Regions from separate parts of the Homo sapiens genome. Here region 2 is linked to region 1. A link is an interaction called in ENCODE POLR2A ChIA-PET data of the cell type or tissue named here. Cell type or tissue: A673. All regions are shown on one strand.

Evidence for each region. ChIA-PET counts read pairs that join two places held together with the same protein. Peaks named below come from ENCODE experiments on the same cell type or tissue, not always from the same donor. Only the 100,000 strongest peaks of a DNase experiment are listed, where the experiment ranks them.
Region 2: POLR2A ChIA-PET joins it to region 1 with 5 read pairs; 8 of 35 experiments call an interaction of 5 or more read pairs at or near these places.

The regions. Positions count from the first base shown.
Region 1 is chr14:103,048,813-103,053,812 of GRCh38, reverse strand. The region is part of intron 1 of CDC42BPB (CDC42 binding protein kinase beta); the gene reads left to right. Among named protein-coding and RNA genes, the nearest start is that of CDC42BPB, 6.2 kb to the left of the region's middle. In A673, no CTCF peak of the experiment used is centred here; no DNase peak of the experiment used is centred here; H3K27ac peaks cover 476 bases.
Region 2 is chr14:102,972,618-102,977,617 of GRCh38, reverse strand. It overlaps CDC42BPB (CDC42 binding protein kinase beta), which reads left to right. Exons shown (of 37, transcript NM_006035.4): 10 at 1,569-1,735; 11 at 1,815-1,934; 12 at 3,469-3,602. Among named protein-coding and RNA genes, the nearest start is that of AMN, 52 kb to the right of the region's middle. In A673, a CTCF peak has its summit at 4,832 (motif pointing left); a DNase peak (open chromatin) is centred at 4,837; H3K27ac peaks cover 268 bases.

The DNA.
Region 1 (5,000 bases):
CCACAGTGGTCGCATGGGACAAGAGTCATTTCAACTTTTTTTTTTTTTTTTGAGACGGAGTCTCACTCTGTCGCCCAGGCTGGAGTGCAGTGGCGGGATCTCGGCTCACTGCAAGCTCTGCCTCCCGGGTTCACGTTGTTCTCCTGCCTCAGCCTCCTGAGTAGCTGGGACTACAGGCGCCCGCCATCACGCCTGGCTAATTTTTTTGTATTTTTAGTAGAGACGGGGTTTCACCGTGTTAGCCAGGATGGTCTCGATCTCCAGACCTCGTGATCTGCCCCCCTTGGCCTCCCAAAGTTCTTGGATTACAGGTGTGAGCCACCGTGCCTGGCCGAGTCATTTCAACTTTCATTGTAGGTTTTTGTCTTTAATTTTCCTATAGCTTGATTGGTTTCCTCTATGAAATCTTGAACCTTAATGCCCAGCTTTGCGTGTGTATTCTTTTCTTTTCTTTTCTTTTTTTTTTGAGACGGAGTCTCACTCTGTTGCCCAGGCTGAAGTGCAGTGGTGCGATCTTGGCTCACTGCAACCTCCGCCTCCCGGGTTCAAGCAATTCTCTGCCTCAGTCTCCCGAGTAGCTGGGATTATAGGTGCCTGCCACCACGCCTGGCTAATTTTTGTATTTTTAGTAAAGACGGGGTTTCACCATCTTGGCCAGGCTGGTCTTAAAGTCCTGACCTCGTGATCCACCCTCCTCGGCCTCTCAAAGTGCTGGGATTACAGGCGTGAGCCACCACGCCTGGCCTTGCATGTATATTTCTTTAAGCTATTTTGAAAATATCTTGATACCATTTGAAGCAGAACATATGAAACACTTTACAGTTTCCAAAAGTAAATAGCAACAAATACGGACAACCCAGTGAGATGAATTTGTTGTCTTTCATCTTTGTCATATACAAATACTGTCTTATGTGTTAAATATTTTTCCCACAGCTTATTTGTAACAGCTAATGTTGCGTTTGGATGGAGCTGATGTTTGAAATCCTAGCCTATGGGCATTGGACAGGCCACAGTGGTCCTCTGCCCTGGCTGCTGTGTGGCCGTCAGACCAGGAGGGAGGCCTCAGGCTTGATGCTGGTGTCACAGAGGCGGACCGTGGGTTTCCAGTCCCCAGTCCGGGCATCTTCTCTCGAGATGTGCTTCCTCTTCATGAATAGAATTAATCCTCCTAGTCTTCTGGGTGGTTCCTCATTTGTGGCTTTTCTCACCATGAGTGTGATAGTATCTTCTCACGGTCCTCCTCCATGGATGTGAATGCCCATAGCTGTTAGTGTGGGAATGGCCAGCCCAAGGTGTGAGTGGGATGATGCCACCGAATTTAATAAGTAAGGCTTAACTGACACGGTGCTAAACATCTCATAATAAAAAGTGCTGGGATTACAGGCGTGAGCCACTGTGCCCGGCTCAAATACATTTTTATCTTAATGATTTCTCTGGATAGAATATTTGCATAACATGGGAACACTTTTTAAAAATAACAGACTTAAGAAATAGATCTTTTGAGTAAGATCTGAATTATAGGGAAATGTTAGGATTGCATGATAAAAATTAGTTTAACCTAATTTAGATCATGTAGATTCTATGGTAGCTGTTTGATACTGACTATAATAGCATGAGATAGGACAGCTGAAACCATTAAACATTAACAACCCAGCCCTACCTTTTCTGTCTTAAAACTTCAGGCCGGGTGTGGTGGCTCACACCTGTAATCCCAGCACTTTGGGAGGCCAAGGTGAGTGGATCAGGAGTTTGAGACCAGCCTGGCCAACAAGGTGAAAACCCGTCTGTACTAAAAATACAAAAATTAGCCGGGTGTGGTGGCACGCATAGTCCCACCTACTTGGGAGGCTGAGGCAGGAGGATCTCATGAACCCAGGAGGCAGAGGTTGCGGTGAGCTGAGATTGCGCCACTGCACACCAGCCTGGGCAACAGAGCAAGACCCTGTCTCCAAAAAAAAAACAAAAAACCTCTTCCTTCCATGACAGTTGGGCTTCACAGTGAGCAGCAGTGTCTCTCTTAAATCTAGACTTCAAAGAAATAAAATTGGATTTGAAGAAATAGTTCTCACTTCAGGATACCACTGTGTGAGCTACCTGAAAAAGTTTAAAATGTGCAGTGAATTGCCCTTCAGGCAAAATACTCAAATGCATGTAAATTACAGAACTCACAACACTGCAGGGTTGACAGAGAGCTCCTCTGCTTGCCTCCGCCCTGCCTCTTGTCGCAAGCCAGGTGCCCTTAGATGTCTCCTGGTTGCGCTGACATTAGTGATACTGGATAAACAGGCAGGCACACAGGACTGTTAATTCCAAACTATATTAAATACAGTGAAACTGTCAAATGCTTTTCTCTGAAAAGAGACAAAGCTTTTTTTTTTTTTTTTTTAGCTGGAAGAGACTAAAAACAATGTTACCATGTAATCTCATCCCAAAACCCATAACATAATACCTATTAGTCCTTGACCACGTTTGTTTTTTTCTTAGATTCTTAGTGTTATGGGATGACGGTATGTTATGGTTACCTTAAATTTGTGTGAGAAGCTCACAGAAAGCCTCTCTTGCTAATGAGAATGGATGAGAGGAAACACCCTCTCCTTAAATCTAAAATCAGAAGTGTTTTGGCAATGTGAACTGCGTGTAGTAATCTCCCGCCCCCCCGCCCCAAATACACTAGCCACTAACTGGGAGATAAAGGTCAAGTTTCAGTTTGATTTTAAACAATCTGTGTTGGGGGTTAGGTTTTTGGTTAGTTTTATTGATTGGTAGGTAACAGTGGCAACAAAATTGTTTTTTGATTAAAACTGCAAAAAATCGATGTGTAATAGAGAACTTCTTTGGATTTTTGTTTTTCTTAGGAATTAGAAATTCAAACATAAATTTGAATGGAATGATATAATTTCATTCAAATTCGGTCCTTGGATTGGAGAGTCTTTGGAGAACATTTGGGACCTATTGTAAGGTGATTCCCAGTGTTAATTTAGGTGATGATTTCCCTGACCTCCAAAATTGCAGAGTCATAGGTTGGAAAACTGTTAAGAATTTTTTTTTTTCCCCCCAAGACAGGGTCTTGCTCTGTTACCCAGGCTGGAGTGTAGTGGCTCTGTCATGTCTCACTGCAGCCTTGACTTCCCAGGCTCAGGCAGTCCTCCAGCCTCAGCCTCCTGAATAGCTGGGACAATAGGCATACACCGCTACACCTGGCTAATTTTTTATTTTTTGTGGAAACGAGGTCTTGCTGTGTTGCCCAGGGTGGAATTGAACTCAGGCTCAAGTAATCCTCCTACCTTGGCCTCCCAAATGTTGGGATTATAAGTGTGAGCCACTGCGCTCCGCTATGTTAGGAATTTGGGGAGGTCATGTTAACCTGCCCTCCAGCCCACTCCCCACTCAGGTTGGGTAAACCAGGTTCTGAGCATTTTCCCTAACCGTTTCTGGGCAAACAGCCCTCTAACCAGCATTTCTGTCCTTCACAGGACTGCGGTCAGCCTCAGGCCTCCTTGCAGGTGCCTGCTTTGAAATATCTTTATTTTATTTTAGCCTTTTCTTTCTATTCTCATTGTCAGGGACCTAGGTAAAGCTCTCAGGTCCTCAGGCCTAAATGAATGCCTTTCCCACTTGAAGTTTTAAATACCTCTGCCAGATCAGTCTCAAACTCTCTTCATCACTCTGCCTTTCCAAAACTACAATGCCTTCATATTCTGTTGCCTTTAAAATAAAAAGTCTGATATCCACAATTCAGTATTAGAATTTGAAATTGACCCCAAAAGACGCATCTAATCTTAGCTTTAGAAGTTAAGGTTATGGCCGGGTGTGTTGGCTCATGCCTGTAATCCCAGCACTTTGGGAGGCCGAGACGGGTGGATCACAAGGTCAGTAGTTCAAGACCAGCCTGGCCAACATGGTGAAACCCCGTCTCTACTAAAAATACAAAAATTAGCCGGGCTGGTGGCGCACGCCTGTAATCCCAGCTACTCAGGAGGCTGAGGCAGGAGAATCACTTAAACCCGGGAGGCGGAGGTTGCAGTGAGCCGAGATTGTGCCATTGCTCTCCAGCGTGGGCAACAAGAGCAAAATTTTGTCTCAAATAAATAAAAAAAGTTAAGGTTAACAGCACTTCCCACCATGCCCCATGGGGTGATTTTCTTTTAACATCATTTAACTTTTATCAATGTAATGCATTTACTTAGTTTTGGAAACTAAGCGGTACTACTGGGTTGTAGTGCAAGACAGCAGTCCCTCTACCAGTCGCTTGCTCCGCGCTCCAACTTCCCACAGACTACCACTTTTAACTGCTCTGTTTCTACTTATCATTTTAGTTAGGATCACATTTAGCTGCCAGTAATGGAGAACAAAGTGACAGTGACTTAAATAAAATCAGGTTGATTTCTCTCACGTGAAGTTGACGTGTCAGCAGTCAGTGCTAGTTGGACAGCCTTGCTCCAAGAGGCCTCCGGGGCTGTGGCCTTTTCCCACCCTCAGGCCACCATCTGAGACGGTGGCCATCCCACCCTCCTTCAGCCAAGCAGGCCGGGGGTGGGATGTTACTATAGAAGATCCTTGGATATTGGTGGGTGCTTAGCAATGCCTGCCTTAAATTTCATATTTCTGTGTAGCATGCTGGTACTGCTAATTTCTGATTTTACCATTTTAGACATTGCTGACTTCTGCTGTAGAAGAGGCCTTAGAACTGTTCTACATTGTCCCTCCACTGCCTGAAACACATTCACCCCTTGCTCTTTTTCTGTGTTCCAAATATGTTTATATAATTTTGTTTAAATTGGTAATTCAGTGTCTGCATTCTTATTGTTAGGTAACTGTCTTCACAGCTAAGCCATGTAAGATACAGTTTACTAAGGGAAATAGTTTTGTGTTATTGGAGTGAATTTTCTTTATTTTCTTTTCTTATAATAATCCCATGGAGTAAATTTTTTTTTTTTTGGAGATGGAGGCTCATTCTGTTGCCCAGGCTGGAGTGCAGTGGCATGATCTTGGCTCACTGC
Region 2 (5,000 bases), 76 kb after region 1:
CTCTGCTGGCTTTTGTAAGGATTGTGTGTTGTGGGCCCCTGTCCCAAATGGGCCTCTTTGCAAAGTTGTGTCGCCTGAGATGGTCCACCTCGATTTTAAAAGGAAACTGGGGCCAAGAGGAGAGGGGTTAGGAAGAAAGAGAGGTGAAATGAGACAATGGAAGCTCCCACTGTGCCACAGAATCTGATTCCTGGCGTCCTCTGGCAGCTGGAACCACAGTTGAAAATGTCTTGGGAGGGAGATATCCCCATGCTTCTTTTTTTTTTTTTTTTTTTTTTGGAGACGGAGTCTCGCTCTGTCGCCCAGGCTGGAGTGCAGAGGCACGATCTCAGCTTACTGCAACTTCTGCCTCCCGGGTTCAAGCGATTCCCCTGCCGCAGCCTCCTGAGTAGCTGGGACTACAGGCGCCCGCCACCACGCCCGACTAATTTTTTTTATTTTAGTAGAGAGAGGGTTTCACCATATTGGCCAGATGGTCTCGATCTCCTGACCTCGTGATCTCCCCGCCTCGGCCTCCCAAAGTGTCAGGATTACAGGCGTGAGCCACCGCGCCCGGCTGATATCCCCATACTTCTGCTCGAGCTTGGAAGAAATCTCTTTTGGTGTGAGAGGCCAGGGTTAAACAGCCCATAAGCCAAAGTGGCAGCTGCTGTCTTCCAGCCCACAGGAGGCTTTCTGGGTGGGCATATTGATTTACCAGCCCCCAGTGCAGAGGTTCTTGATCTTTCTAATACATGCCAGCTCACCAAATGCTTGTCACACTTGCAGGTCCCAAGCCCATGGCTGTAGTTTGGCCAGATAGGCCTAGAGCTCTCCTCTTGACAGATCCCGCAGGGCTGGAGCAGCCCAGCACCCTCAGACCACCTGTGGAGAAACACTGACCAGGTCTTCTCTAAAGGGGGCTGGGTGCCTTTATGGAACTCTGCGTAGGAGCTCAAAATTTCCCTGACTTCATTGTCACATAAAGAGCTAAGCAGAACTAAGTAACTCCTAAAGCAGCCCAAGAATTAAGCTATTAAATGAGAGCCATCCTGGGCTTCAGCCTGTGCCTCGGCTGTGTGCGTCATCGAGTGGTCTGGTCCTTGGTAAGGGGCTTAGTGTGCTGGTCAGTGCTAGAATTGGTGGCTTAGCCTGCAGGGGAAGAAGAGTTGAAAGAGCTGTCCTGGATTGCTTGGCCAGTTGGTGGCCAAACCAGGAAGCTTTCAGTGGTCCATGCGTACCGCTGACCTGCAGACGAGCTGGGGCTGCCCCCTAAGCCTTGCTTTACGCAGGATCCATGCCTTCTGGTTTTGCATTTATAGTTAAGTGTGGGGGATGATTTAGAAATGCCATTTCCCCTCCTTTGCAGAGGCGCTTTCTTTGACCAGCGATGGGGAGGGCCCTTGTCAGTGTCTCCTTGACCATCTGGTCACTTGTCTAACTTTGGTTCCATAAACCATAAAGTCTTATCTCAGGTGTTTTTGTTTGCTGATTTAAAAAGACTATCTTTCACCTCAGGAAGATTGAAAATGCTAATGAAATCGCTAAATTTTCAGTAGATCAAAAAAACCTGTTGCTTGGTTTCCCAGCTGTTTTTCTGATCGAGGCTCTCTGAAGAGCATAATGCAGTCCAACACATTAACCAAAGATGAGGATGTGCAGCGGGACCTGGAGCACAGCCTGCAGATGGAAGCTTACGAGAGGAGGATTCGGAGGCTGGAACAGGAGAAGCTGGAGCTGAGCAGGAAGCTGCAAGGTGAGGGCAGCGCCGGCTCCGGGGCCAGGCGGGGGCGCTGCGGCCAGGCTGCACCTCACGCTGTCTCTCCATCCCTCAGAGTCCACCCAGACCGTGCAGTCCCTCCACGGCTCATCTCGGGCCCTCAGCAATTCAAACCGAGATAAAGAAATCAAAAAGCTAAATGAAGAAATCGAACGCTTGAAGAATAAAATAGCAGGTATGTGTTTAAAAGTGTGACTTCTTAGTCTCTATTTTTGGTCATTACTGTCTTAAAAGGGAATTTCAGAGTCCTTTTCATAAAGTGGGAAAGCAGAAAAAAAGCTTAGGCTTTAGCAAGCTTATTTAGAGTTCTCAAATTTTGGTCAGTTGTTTTTTTTTAGACGGAGTTTCACTTTTGTCACCCAGGCTGGAGTGCAGTGGTGCGATCTCAGCTCACTGAAACCTCCACCTCCTGGGTTCAAGCGATTCTCTTGCCTCAGCCTCCCAAGTAGCTGGGATTACAGGCATGTGCCACCACACCCGGCTAATTTTGTATTTTTAGTAGAGACAGGGTTTCACCATGTTGGCCAGGCTGGTCTCGAACTCCTGACCTCAGGTGATCTGCCTGCCTTGGCTTCCCAAAGTGCTGGAATTACAAGCATGAGCCACTGCGCCCAGCCCCAATTGGCTTAGTTCTAATGATATTATTTTATAGTCACCAGCTAGAATCAGTTCCTGATATTTTATCTGTACGTTCTCTGGCTATTTTCTGCTTCTCTGTTACAGTTTTCCTTTTTGTGGCTTTCAGACAGTTCCTAGAGCTGCTTTCCTCCTAAAGCTTAATCAGTGACTCTGCCTGCTCCTTGGTGTTGTAGGTGCTAGACCTGCTGTCACCACTTTCTTTTGGCGGTTCCTAGGTTATCAAAGTTCCCTAAAAGCTCCAATCAGTTTTTGTTTTTTTGTTTTTTTGTTTTTTGAGACGGAGTCTCACTCTGTCACCCAGGCTGGAGTGCAGTGGCATGATCTCGGCTCACTGCAAGCTCCGCCTCCTGGGTTCACGCCATTCTCCTGTCTCAGCCTCCCAAGTAGCCCCCCACCACGCCTGGCTAATTTTTTGTATTTTTACAAAATAGAGACAGGATTTCACTGTGTTAGCCAGGATGGTCTCGATCTCCTGACCTCGTGATCCGCCTGCCTTGGCCTCCCGAAGTGCTGGGATTACAGGCGTGAGCCGCTGCGCCTGGCCTGGCTCCAATCACTTTTAAGCCTTAACCTCACACAGGTTGGCTCTGCAGTTGACCTTCACCTCCAAAGCACACTTTGAATCTCACCTTCTCTGCATTTCCTATCAGGAACCCCACTGTCCTGATCCAAAAACAGACTTCTTTGATTGAGTCACTTACTAACTAAAACTTTTCTTGCACGCTGAGAAAGGACAAGGGCCAGGCACTGTGCTGGGTGACACAGGTTAGAGGGACTGAGCAGACGAGTGTGTGCGCCACCCAAGGGCTCCCAGTGCTCAGGGGAGATCGCTGTCAGATCAGAGTAAAGTCTAGGGAGCCTGTTCAGCACAGGCATGCAGGTAGCTGTGCCTATGACACTGTGTGTGTGTGTGTGTGTGTGTGTGTGTGTGTGTGTGTAAGTAAAAAAACCTCTGAATGAAAAAGTGTTGTGAATTATTAAATAATTTCCTGTCAGTAAGTCAGCTAACATAAAGTTTACATATAGTCATTGCACATAAAGGAACAGAGTTTATTTCCTCTTTTGTCCAGATTCAAACAGGCTCGAGCGACAGCTTGAGGACACAGTGGCGCTTCGCCAAGAGCGTGAGGACTCCACGCAGCGGCTGCGGGGGCTGGAGAAGCAGCACCGCGTGGTCCGGCAGGAGAAGGAGGAGCTGCACAAGGTAGGTGGCTCAGTTTGGGGTGAGAAAGGCTTACGGGACTTTGCAGAATTCTGTAAGGTCACGTTCATGCCGATGATGGAAGACCTCTTGGGACTCCTGCCCATGGGCTGTCCCTGCTGCATGCAGGACGCCAGGGCCAAGCCTGGCCCCGGGGCCCCTGCCACGCCTGCCTGCTGCACAGCCCCCGCGTCGGCTGGCAGAGCTTGGCTCCCAGTGGCAGGTGCCTTCCACCCCCTTGCCCCCAGCGGTTATCCACCTCGCAATCAGCCTCTCCAGTCTCCACTTCAGACCCACAGAGAAAGCAGCACCCCACTGCATTCTAAAGCGAGGAAAGATGTCGATAGGGCATGGTGGCCGTGCACAGGGCATGGTGGCCGTCCACAGGGCATGGTGGCTGTGCATAGGGCATGGTGGCTGTGGCAACACACGCTGCGTCCCGAGCCAGGCCCTCCCCTTCTCTCCACCAGGCCTCTGCTCTTAGAAGGGGACCCTTAGTAATGACAGGGAACTGCAGCAGAGACCCTGTGTTAAAATCTGGGTGATTTCCCCCCATAATTCGTTTATAAATTTCATTTTTAGTAATATATGGGAAACTTTTATGCTCAGGTGTCAGCATGTTACTAACACAATTATATGCGTGTTTTCTAAAATACATTCATTGATACATGTTATTCTTGAACCTGTAGTTTGTGATCTGTTCTCTAAAATGTGCCAGGTATCAAACCCAGATTGTTTCTTAAGATAATCTGTGGGTCATCCACGTGAGTGATTTGTCTAGAAGTGCAGTGTGGGGCACATGGCATCTCATTGCTTGACAGGGTCATAGTACCTCCCAGCGGGCCCAGAGAGGCCTGGGGAGGCCTCCCCTTCACGTGTGGGAGCTGCCCTGCCAGCTTGCTCAGGGTCTTGTCACTTCCATCTCAGACCAGCAGGTGTGACAGTGACTGAACTGCCAGATAGTTGACCAGATTGGCTGCAGGGAGGTCAGGGTCATCAGCGTGGTGAGTGCAGAGTGACAGCCAGTATCCGCACATCAGTCTGCATTGAAGGGCAGGCTGTCCAGCGATTGTTTTTATACAGTTCTTCACTGTGACTTCACCTTCAGCACTTTGTGTCATATGTGTTCTTTTTGATTTTGCTTATGTTTAAGTAACTAGATTGAGTGCCCAAATGCTTCATTCAGCTTTGCGGCTGTGCAGGTGACACTGGGCAGAGGCTGACATTACGGAGCGTCCTCCTGTAAGCACGCTGCCCCCATGTGGTTGTGGGGCTTTTTTTTTTTTTTTTTTTTTTTTTTTTTTTTTTTTTTTTTTTTTTTTTTTTTTTTGAGGCAGAGTCTTGCTCTGTCGCCCAGCCTGGAGTGCAGTGGCACAATCTCGGCTCACTGCAACCTCTGCC